2 separate regions of the Homo sapiens genome follow, and region 2 is linked to region 1. A link is an interaction called in ENCODE POLR2A ChIA-PET data of the cell type or tissue named here. Cell type or tissue: PC-9. All regions are shown on one strand. Region 1 overlaps LRP5 (LDL receptor related protein 5). Region 2 holds the start of MIR6753 (microRNA 6753).

What was found. ChIA-PET counts read pairs that join two places held together with the same protein. Peaks named below come from ENCODE experiments on the same cell type or tissue, not always from the same donor. Only the 100,000 strongest peaks of a DNase experiment are listed, where the experiment ranks them.
Region 2: POLR2A ChIA-PET joins it to region 1 with 17 read pairs; 2 of 35 experiments call an interaction of 5 or more read pairs at or near these places.

What each region holds. Positions count from the first base shown.
Region 1 is chr11:68,434,111-68,439,110 of GRCh38, forward strand. LRP5 (LDL receptor related protein 5) reads left to right here. Exons shown (of 23, transcript NM_002335.4): 19 at 2,779-2,889; 20 at 4,336-4,572. Among named protein-coding and RNA genes, the nearest start is that of PPP6R3, 24 kb to the right of the region's middle. In PC-9, no CTCF peak of the experiment used is centred here; no DNase peak of the experiment used is centred here.
Region 2 is chr11:68,041,410-68,046,409 of GRCh38, forward strand. TCIRG1 (T cell immune regulator 1, ATPase H+ transporting V0 subunit a3) reads left to right here. Exons shown (of 20, transcript NM_006019.4): 3 at 344-422; 4 at 1,234-1,454; 5 at 1,537-1,622; 6 at 1,962-2,088; 7 at 2,162-2,244; 8 at 2,405-2,498; 9 at 2,723-2,935; 10 at 3,549-3,693. MIR6753 (microRNA 6753) reads left to right here and starts at 3,385; the gene lies at 3,385-3,548. In PC-9, a CTCF peak has its summit at 3,305 (motif pointing right); a DNase peak (open chromatin) is centred at 2,252; H3K4me3 peaks cover 326 bases; H3K27ac peaks cover 725 bases.

The DNA.
Region 1 (5,000 bases):
AGGGGTGGGCTGCAGAGGTCCATGGCTCACACCCTGGAAAATCCGCCCCCAAAAGACAGTGCTGTCTCCACTGACCAGTCTGTGGGATAGTGCTTAAGCCTGAGTGGTTTCTATCAACATGTAGAATCAGGAGGTATAAAGAGATTTGCTCAGGCATCCTGGGCCCTCTCTGACCAGCAGGATCTTCCTTTAGATCTTGACAGTGAAACACATCTCTTCTGTGCCCCCTGTGAGTTTTCTTTCATTCATTCATTCATTCATTCATTCATTCATTCATTCATTCATTCGAGACAGAGTCTTGCTCTGTCACCCAGGCTGGAGTGCCCTGGTGTAATCTCGGCTCACTGCAACCTCTGCCTCCAGGGTTCAATCGATTCTCCTGCCTCAGCCTCCCGAGTAGCTGGGATGACAGGTGCGCACCACCATGCCTGGCTAATTTTTGTATTTTTAGTAGAGACAGGGTTTCACCATGTTGGCCAGGCTGGTCTCGAACTCCTGACCTCAGGTGATCCGCCCGCCTCAGCCTCCCAAAGTGCTGGGATTACAGGCATGAGCCACCGCGCCCGGCCTGAGTTTTCCTTTTATGAAGGACCTGCTTGGTTGGTTGCCTGCCACATGTTGTCAGCACCATGGGCCCAGGACTGCTGAGGAGCTGTTGATGCCCTCGCTCTCCCAGAGCCACCGGCTCTGTTAGATAATTCACATGCAGTCTGGCCACTGTCCTACGTCCTCATTCACAAAGAGCAGACATTTCGTAGAAGATGAGGGCCTGGGAGTAACCTCCCTGCATGTTTTTCTATAAAGGCATAGTGGTTAAGTCCTTCCAGCTCATTGACCATTGGAGAATTTTATGGAGGCTGTAGACTAGGGGCTGGTAAACTAAGGGCCCAGGGGCCAAATCCAGCCTGCCACCTACTTTTGTAAATAAAGTTTTCTTGGTGCACAGCCATGCCCATTCATTCATTTGCACAATGTCTGTGGCTGCTTTCATGCCAAAAGCAAGAGAACTGAGTGGTTATGCTGGAGACCTACGGCCTTCAAAGCCCCAGACCTCACGTCTGGCCCTTGACAGACAGAGCTTCCCCAGCCCTGCTGCGCATCCTGGCCCAGCATGTGCTGTGTGTGTGATTTCAGCTTGCAGGAGCCGTGGTTAGGAATTGTCCCTGTGTTGGTCCATTTTGCATTGCTATGAAGGAGCACCTGAGGCCGGGTAGATTATGAAGGAAAGAGGTCTGTCTGGCTCATGGTTCTGTAGGCAGCACCAGTATGGCACCCGCATCTGCTCAGCTTCTAGTGAGGTCTCAGGAAGCTTTGACTCATGGTGAAAGTCGAAGCGGGAGCAGGTGCATCACATGGTGAGAGAGGGAGCAACGGAGAGAGAGAGAGAGCGCCTCTCCCTCTTGCCCTCACCTTGAGAGGAGATGCCAGGCTCCTTTAAGTAACCAGCTCCCATGTGAACTCACAGTGAGAGCCCATTTGCTACTGCGGAGAGGGCACCAGGCATCTGCTCCCATGACCCAAACACTGCCCACCAGGCCCTACCTCCAACCTTGGGGTCATATTTTATTCTGTTCTATGCTATGCTATGCTATGCCATGCCATGCCATGCCATGCTATTCCTATTCTATTATTTGAGACAGAATCTCGCTCTGTTGCCCAGGCTGGAGTGCAGTGGCATGATCTTGGCTCACTGCAACCTCCACCTCCCAGGTTCAAGCGATTCTCCTGTATCAGCCTCCCGAGTAGCTGGGATTACAGGCACACACCACCACACCCGGCTAATTTTTGTATTTTCAATAGAGATGGGGTTTCACCATGTTGGCCAGGCTGGTCTCAAACTCCTGGCCTCAAGTGATCCACCTACCTCGGCCTCCCAAAGTGCCATGATTACAGATGTGAGTCACTGCGCCCAGTGAGGGTCACATTTCCGTTGAGATTTGGAGGGGCAGACGTTGGAGCCATCTGAGCCCCCTCGTCCCGCTCTAGCTTCTCCTCCCGTGTGCCCCGCGGTGCTGGTGGCAGGCCCTTACGCCGGTTCTGGCTGCATGCTCTGTTCCAGAAGCTTTCTTCCCTGCTTGGTTACCAGAAAATCATCCCATCCATTACAAGGACAGGGTCCCCTTATCTCCCATTCCCAGGGCAGGACACCGGGGGCAGGGCAGGTGGGGAACTGAGCAAGTTCTCTGGGGGCAGGCGTGGCTATGGCTCCCTCTGGGTGGGCGTCTGGGGAGGGGTGGAGGCAGCCGTCAGCGCCCTGGCTTGCTCTTCCTCCCTGGCCAGAGACTGTGGCCTTGTGCTGCTCCCGTGTGGGCTGCCTGCACCTCCAGTGGGTTGTGCTCCCTCCCCTCCCCTCCCCTCAAGCTCTGCTGAGCACCACTGCCTTCCACAGCCCCCACTCTCGGGAGGCGAGGCTCCTCGTGGCCATTCCTGTCCTTGGCACCCACCCCCCCACCAACCTGGTAGAGCCTTGGGCGGGGTCTGTTACTCCTTGCATGGCGTAGACCTCCCCACAGTAGGCACCTGACACATACCTCCTGGGGGGCAGGCAGGAGGTGCGTTGAGGTCTCAGCCCTGGCAGTCCCTCCCCTGCGTGGCATAGGCCTCGCCACAGGGTCATCGAGGGTGGGTGGAGACTGTACTAGACCACTCCCCGCTGGTCCTAGAAAGGGTCCCATCTGTCTGCTCTCTGTTTGGAGTCCAGACCTTGGTTGCTGTGCCCTGCATGGTGGGCTGGGGGGCACCCTCCAGCCTCTCTGAGTGCATGGCCTCTCCTTGCAGCCATCTGCCTGCCCAACCAGTTCCGGTGTGCGAGCGGCCAGTGTGTCCTCATCAAACAGCAGTGCGACTCCTTCCCCGACTGTATCGACGGCTCCGACGAGCTCATGTGTGGTGAGCCAGCTTCTGGCACGGGGAAGGGGCGTCCGGGCTGGGTTCCCCCAGGAACGTGGAGTTTAGGGGAGGAGACGTGCCTTTCCAGCGGGGCTGGGGGCTGTGTGGGAGACTCAGGCGGCTGGGAGGCTCCTTGCGGGAGGCAGGGAAGCCTTTCCCAGGGCAGCGGCCAGGAGGACAGACTGTGAGCTGTGGGCTCGGCGGCTACAGAGTCTGCCTCAGTGGGCGGGGCTGATGGTGTCCAGGTGCCTGCAGCACGCACCCACCCACGGGACCTTGCTGAGCAGCGTCTGTCAGGCAGCAAGATTACCCGAGGGCTGCAGTGGTCCTGTTCCCTGGCAGCTTACTGTCTGGCTGAGGAGGAGTGATGTTCACATATGCACACATGTCATGTGCACACACATGTACATGACAACATCCCACATGCTCCTCAAATAGCATGACCTGTACAGTCACGGATATAGGGCCTAGGGGATAGGAGGCCAAGACAGTCAGGGAAGACTTTCCAGAGGCAGTGGCTCCTGAAAGGCTGTCTGATTCAGGCAGGAAGGGAGCTGAGTTCAGATAGGAAGTAGCAATGAGTCATTGTGTCTGGGGACATGGCCACTCCTTCGCTGCAGAGGGACCTGGGCTGAGAGCTCCTCTCTTATGGCTGCAGTCGGGAGAGAAGTCTGTTGGGGGGAGAAGGGGGCTTCCTCAAGGGACTCCCTGTGCCCTTTGGCACCTTCGTGCCAGGTCAGGCTTGAGGCCTGAAGGCAGTGGTGGGGGCCACCAAGGGTCGCCTCCTCTGCTGGGCAAGTTCCCAGTCTGACGGGCCTGTGCCGTGGGCCCCAGCTGTGGGGGCGCTGTTGATGCGCAGCCAGGCCTCGCCGCCAGAGCCCGCACGCTTCCATTCCGCTGACTTCATCGACGCCCTCAGGATCGCTGGGCCGGCCCTGTGGGAGAGTGAATGTGGCTTTTGCCAAAGTTGAGTCTGGAGCCTGGAAACTTCCCTATGGGCAGCCTTGATAGTGGAGTGGCCCAAGGAGCCCACCCAGCCGACCCTGCCCCTCCCGTGGCTGGTGGGCGGCACCAGGGGCTGCCTGGCTTTGCTCGTTCACCAACATCACCTGGGCTGGCCAGGGCGCGCTCACTTCTGCCACCACCGAGGGCCCTGGGCGAAGGAGTGAATACCAGGCTGCCTTGGCAGGGATGTGTTGAGGGCTGTGGGGAGTCGGACAGCGGCGGGGGTCAGAGGAGGAGGAGGGTGCACCGTGCAGGCTGAAGGGCCACGTTACCCTGAGGTTGGCCAGGCTCCCCAGGCCTAGCCTCCCAGCTCCCCCACTTTCTCCCCACCCTCCACCAGTGGCAAAGCCAGCCCCTTCAGGGCGCACGGTGTCTGCCCCCAAGGAGGGCCCATTCCGTTGGGGTTAATGTTGGCCACCTCTTTCTGTTTGTCTCTGGCAGAAATCACCAAGCCGCCCTCAGACGACAGCCCGGCCCACAGCAGTGCCATCGGGCCCGTCATTGGCATCATCCTCTCTCTCTTCGTCATGGGTGGTGTCTATTTTGTGTGCCAGCGCGTGGTGTGCCAGCGCTATGCGGGGGCCAACGGGCCCTTCCCGCACGAGTATGTCAGCGGGACCCCGCACGTGCCCCTCAATTTCATAGCCCCGGGCGGTTCCCAGCATGGCCCCTTCACAGGTAAGGAGCCTGAGATATGGAATGATCTGGAGGAGGCAGGAGAGTAGTCTGGGCAGCTTTGGGGAGTGGAGCAGGGATGTGCTACCCCAGGCCCTCTTGCACATGTGGCAGACATTGCTAATCGATCACAGCATTCAGCCTTTCCCACTGAGCCTGTGCTTGGCATCAGAATCCTTCAACACAGAGGCCTGCATGGCTGTAGCAACCCACCCTTTGGCACTGTAGGTGTGGAGAAAGCTCCTTGGACTTGACCTTCATATTCTAGTAGGACATGTGCTGTGTTGTCCACAAATCCTCATGTACCCTAGAAATGAATGTGGGGGCGGCTGGGCTCTCTCCAGAGCTGAAGGAATCACTCTGTACCATACAGCAGCTTTGTCTTGAGTGCAGCTGGGATTTGTGGCTGAGCAGTTACAATTCCTACGTGG
Region 2 (5,000 bases), 390 kb before region 1:
GGGAAGGGGGCTACTGCCAAGGTTAGCCCGGAGGCCGGTCCAGGATGGGGACTGCCCCCCCTCCGCCATAGGGCCCTGGCCCCATTTGAACCCCAGCGGCCCCTGCCATGGGCACTGCTCATGGGAAGCCCGCAGCTGAGGCCCCTGAGCTGGCTCCTCCCCATACCCTCCTGGGGCATGGGGTCTGGTCTGTGCTCTGATCTGCGTCTTGTGGCTCCCAGGGCACTCCACACCTTTCTGGAGGAGGCAGCTAAGGCCTGGGGAGAGTCAGGCCTGGGCTCTAGGGTGAGGAGCTCCCTGACCCCCTTCCCGGGACACTCACCCCTCCGTGTGGCACCCACAGCTCAACGCCTCGGTGAGCGCCTTCCAGAGACGCTTTGTGGTTGATGTTCGGCGCTGTGAGGAGCTGGAGAAGACCTTCAGTGAGTTGGTCCCAGGCCTACATTCCAGGCAGGCTTCCTGGAGGAGGCATGGGCCAAGTTTGATCTGAAAGGAAGAGTCTGGGTTTGCCAGGTGGAAGGCAGAGAAGGGAGGTATATGCAGGGCCCTGCAGGGCCAAGACAGAGCAGCTGGGATCTGTGAAGTGTGCTTGCGAAGGTGGCTGCCTTGTGTGGGCTGAGCAGAGGGCCTAGGGCAGGGCTGGCTGGGGAGGCCTCGAATACAGCATAAGAGCCCAGGACTTCGTCCTGTGGGCGCCAGGAAGCCACAGGGGTTTCTAAGCAGGGAAGAGGCACAGACAGCTTTCTCCTCTACAGCTGGGCTGGGGTGGGTGGGGCCCAGGATCTAGGGTAGGGTACCCCTAAGGAGCAGGCAAAAGGGACCCCTGCCCTGGGCAACCCCTCTCAGGAGGAGCCTGTGGGGGCACCAAGGCAGGGGCATGGGGCAGGCAGGGTTTTGTGTTTGCTGGTGCAGTTTACAGCTTTTCAATGATCAGGCAGACACAGGACTCACGCCAGCTCCGGTCCCAAGCCCTGCAGCGCAAGGGCCGGCCTGTGGGGAGACCTCAGGCCCTCTTCTGAGTGGTGGCCAAGGGACTGGGGAGGGAGAGTGAGCCCAGACCTGAGCTCAGGGAGGGGAGCACAGCTTCTGGATGAAAGTTTGGCCGGGATTTTCTGGCCACCTCCACCTGGTGAATCCAGCAGCTGGTGGCCGATGGAGTTTGGGGCAGCAGGTGGGGCCCTCAACTGTTGAGACAACCTCAACTGCACCCCACTCCCGTTCCTCTGCGCCCAGCCTTCCTGCAGGAGGAGGTGCGGCGGGCTGGGCTGGTCCTGCCCCCGCCAAAGGGGAGGCTGCCGGCACCCCCACCCCGGGACCTGCTGCGCATCCAGGAGGAGACGGAGCGCCTGGCCCAGGAGCTGCGGGATGTGCGGGGCAACCAGCAGGCCCTGCGGGCCCAGCTGCACCAGCTGCAGCTCCACGCCGCCGTGCTACGCCAGGGCCATGAACCTCAGGTCAGCTCCCACCCAGGCAGGAGACTGGGGGGCTGGGGAGGGGCTGTCCAGCCTAGGGCTCATGGTGCTTCTGGGTTCCTAGCTGGCAGCCGCCCACACAGATGGGGCCTCAGAGAGGACGCCCCTGCTCCAGGCCCCCGGGGGGCCGCACCAGGACCTGAGGGTCAAGTGAGTGAGGGATGACCTCATGCCCTTTCTGGCCAGCCCAGAACCCCTGGCCAGTCGCTGGGCTGGGCCAGGCTGAGCTCCGACTCCTTGTCCAGTGCTCTCCCCAGGCTGGCCCCGCCTCCTCCTTCAGGCCCGGAACTTCCCACAGTCCCAAGCCCTAGCCCTAGGGGGTTCTCCTCTTCTGGTCCTGCCCGGGAGGCCTCCTGCCTTCCCCTGTGGGCAGGGCCAGTGTGCCCAATTGCCCGATTGCCCGTGCTGGGCAGGGTCCTGCCCGGGGGGCCTGGTGGGGGAGGCAGGGCAGGAGGTTGGAGCAGCCCTGCCCAGCCCCGTGGCCGCCAGCTTTGTGGCAGGTGCCGTGGAGCCCCACAAGGCCCCTGCCCTAGAGCGCCTGCTCTGGAGGGCCTGCCGCGGCTTCCTCATTGCCAGCTTCAGGGAGCTGGAGCAGCCGCTGGAGCACCCCGTGACGGTGAGCAGCTGGCGCTGGGCTGGGGGGTCCTGGGCAGAGCGGGACCCCAGAGTCAGCTGAGCCTGCTCTGCAGGGCGAGCCAGCCACGTGGATGACCTTCCTCATCTCCTACTGGGGTGAGCAGATCGGACAGAAGATCCGCAAGATCACGGACTGGTGAGTCACTGGGAACACCCGCCCCACCGCCCTGCTCCCCAGGCCCCTGCTGTCACCTCCCAGCCCGCCCTATCGTGACTCCTCCCCATGAGCTCCCTTCAGACTCAGAGTCTCGTAGCTGTGTCCTTCTGGCCCCTCACGCAGCGCATCCTCCCTCCAGCTTCCACTGCCACGTCTTCCCGTTTCTGCAGCAGGAGGAGGCCCGCCTCGGGGCCCTGCAGCAGCTGCAACAGCAGAGCCAGGAGCTGCAGGAGGTGGGTGCCCCCGGCCTTCCGGAGGCGGGTGTAGGAGGTGGGTGCCCCCGGCCTCCCGGAGGTGGGTGCAGGAGGTGGGTGCCCTGGCCTGGCCTCCAGGAGGTGGGTGCAGGAGGTGGGTGCCCTGGCCTGGCCTCCAGGAGGTGGGTGCAGGAGGTGGGTGCCCCCGGCCCAGCCACCCCACCTGCCTGCCCAGCCCCCGCTGACTGCCCACTCTGGCGCAGGTCCTCGGGGAGACAGAGCGGTTCCTGAGCCAGGTGCTAGGCCGGGTGCTGCAGCTGCTGCCGCCAGGGCAGGTGCAGGTCCACAAGATGAAGGCCGTGTACCTGGCCCTGAACCAGTGCAGCGTGAGCACCACGCACAAGTGCCTCATTGCCGAGGCCTGGTGCTCTGTGCGAGACCTGCCCGCCCTGCAGGAGGCCCTGCGGGACAGCTCGGTGAGCAGCCTGAGGCCTCGCCCCCTCTCCGCCCGCCCCTCCTACCAGGCCGGGGCGTTTCTGCCTCACTTCCAGCCTCTGGCTCCCTGCACCTGGGCTTTGCCTAGGGGCTCCTTCTCCTCCCAGCCTCCTCCATGGCCCACCGCTTCCAGGGAGTCTGCCCTGATGGCCCTGGCCCAGCAAGCCCTACCCTGACTTTCCTAAGTCCCTGGAGGCTGCACAGGATAGTTTTAAAGTCAGAAGCCTCATTCCAATCCAGGCCCCCCTGTGACCTTAGGCCTGCTCATGGTCTGTGGAACCGGTGTGATGCCCCTGCCTCCGGGGGTCACCCGCCGCGCACAGCAGGTGCTTGCGGGTGAGGCTGGGCTCCTTCTCCTGGGCCGTCCCTAGGAGGCAGCATGCTTGCCTTTCCCAAGCAATTGCCAATCCATGTGGTGTCTTTGGGCCCCCACCAGGGCAGAGCAGGGCTGATCATCTCACGTCAGAGAGAGGGGAAGGGGCTGCCCAGTGAGCCCCCACAGGGCTCTACATCTCCAGCTGGGCCTGGCTGGAGATCCCAGGGTCCCTGAAGGCCCCCGCCACCGTTCTGGTCTGTCTCTGCCCTGGCACCCAGATGGAGGAGGGAGTGAGTGCCGTGGCTCACCGCATCCCCTGCCGGGACATGCCCCCCACACTCATCCGCACCAACCGCTTCACGGCCAGCTTCCAGGGCATCGTGGATGCCTACGGCGTGGGCCGCTACCAGGAGGTCAACCCCGGTGAGAGCCACGGCATCCTTACCCGTGTCCTGGGAGGCTCAGCTGCCCCACTGGGTGGGTGTGAGCCTGAGGGGGAGGTATCTCCATCCTGGGCCTGGCCTGCCCTCCTGGGATGAGGGGCACACATCCCATCACTCTCAAGGGGCTGTTGGGCTCTGCAGCCAGTGTGAGGCTTTATGTCGGCCCCCAGCCAACTCCCCCTTGTTGAGTTTACAAGGGAGCCGGCACGGGCTTGTGCAAAGAACAGAGGCTGTGCGGTGGGCATGGCCCAGGTTGGAAGCCCATCTCGCCTACTTTGAGACATTTCTTAGCTTCTCTGAGCCTCAGCTGCCTCACCTGCAAAATGGAAATAATAGCGCAAACCTCAGAGGAATGTTGGGAAGCTTAGTGACTGTTGGAGACTGCAAGCTGGAGCCAGGGGCAGCCTTTGGTGTGGTTGCTTTGGTTGCACAGCTTTTTTTTTTTTTTTGAGATAGAGTCTTGCTCAGTTGCCCAGGCTGGAGTGCAATGGCATGATCTCGGCTCACTGAAACCTCCGCCTCCCAGGTTCAAGCGATTCTCCTGCCTCAGCCTCCCAAGTAGCTGGGATTACAGGCACGCACCACCACGCCTGGCTAATTTCATATTTTTAGTAGAGATGGGGTTTCACCATGTTGGTCAGGCTGGTCTTGAACCCCCGACCTCACGTGATCCACCCACACAGGCCGTTGGGGGCCCAAGCACCCTGACTCTTGCCCACTGGATGAGGCAGGGCCCCTCCCTGTCCTGTGACCAAGTCCCCTCCCGACATGGGCTCCACCACATCACACCCATGCTATGGGCCGGGCCCCCACTCAGTGTCACTGGGGGCACTGGGGGGTTTGCTGCTTCTGCAGGGCCAGTGTCCTGGGGCTGGATCTGGGCCCCAACAGGATTCCCCTGCACGTGGGCAGAGGCTGGTGCAGCTAGAGCATCACCTGGAGGCCCGTGGCAGATAGAATGCTGCCAGCTCAAAGCACCAGCCGTCGGGGCAGCGTGTTTGCCAGGGAAGCTGTAACAAAGTGCCACCGGCTACTGGCTTAAGGGGCAGACACGGTCCCACAGTCCTGGAGGCTGGAAGTCCAAGACCAAGGTGTCAGCAGGGGCCGGGGGCACTGGCTGATGCCTGTGATCTCAGCACTTTGGGAGGCTGTGGTGGGAGGAGGATCTCTGGAGTCCAGGAGTTCGAGACCAGCCTGGGCAACATAGCAAGCCCTTGTATCTTAAAAAAATAAAAGATGATGAGGTGTTGTCAGCAGGAGTGGCTCCTTCTGAGGCTGTCCAGGAAG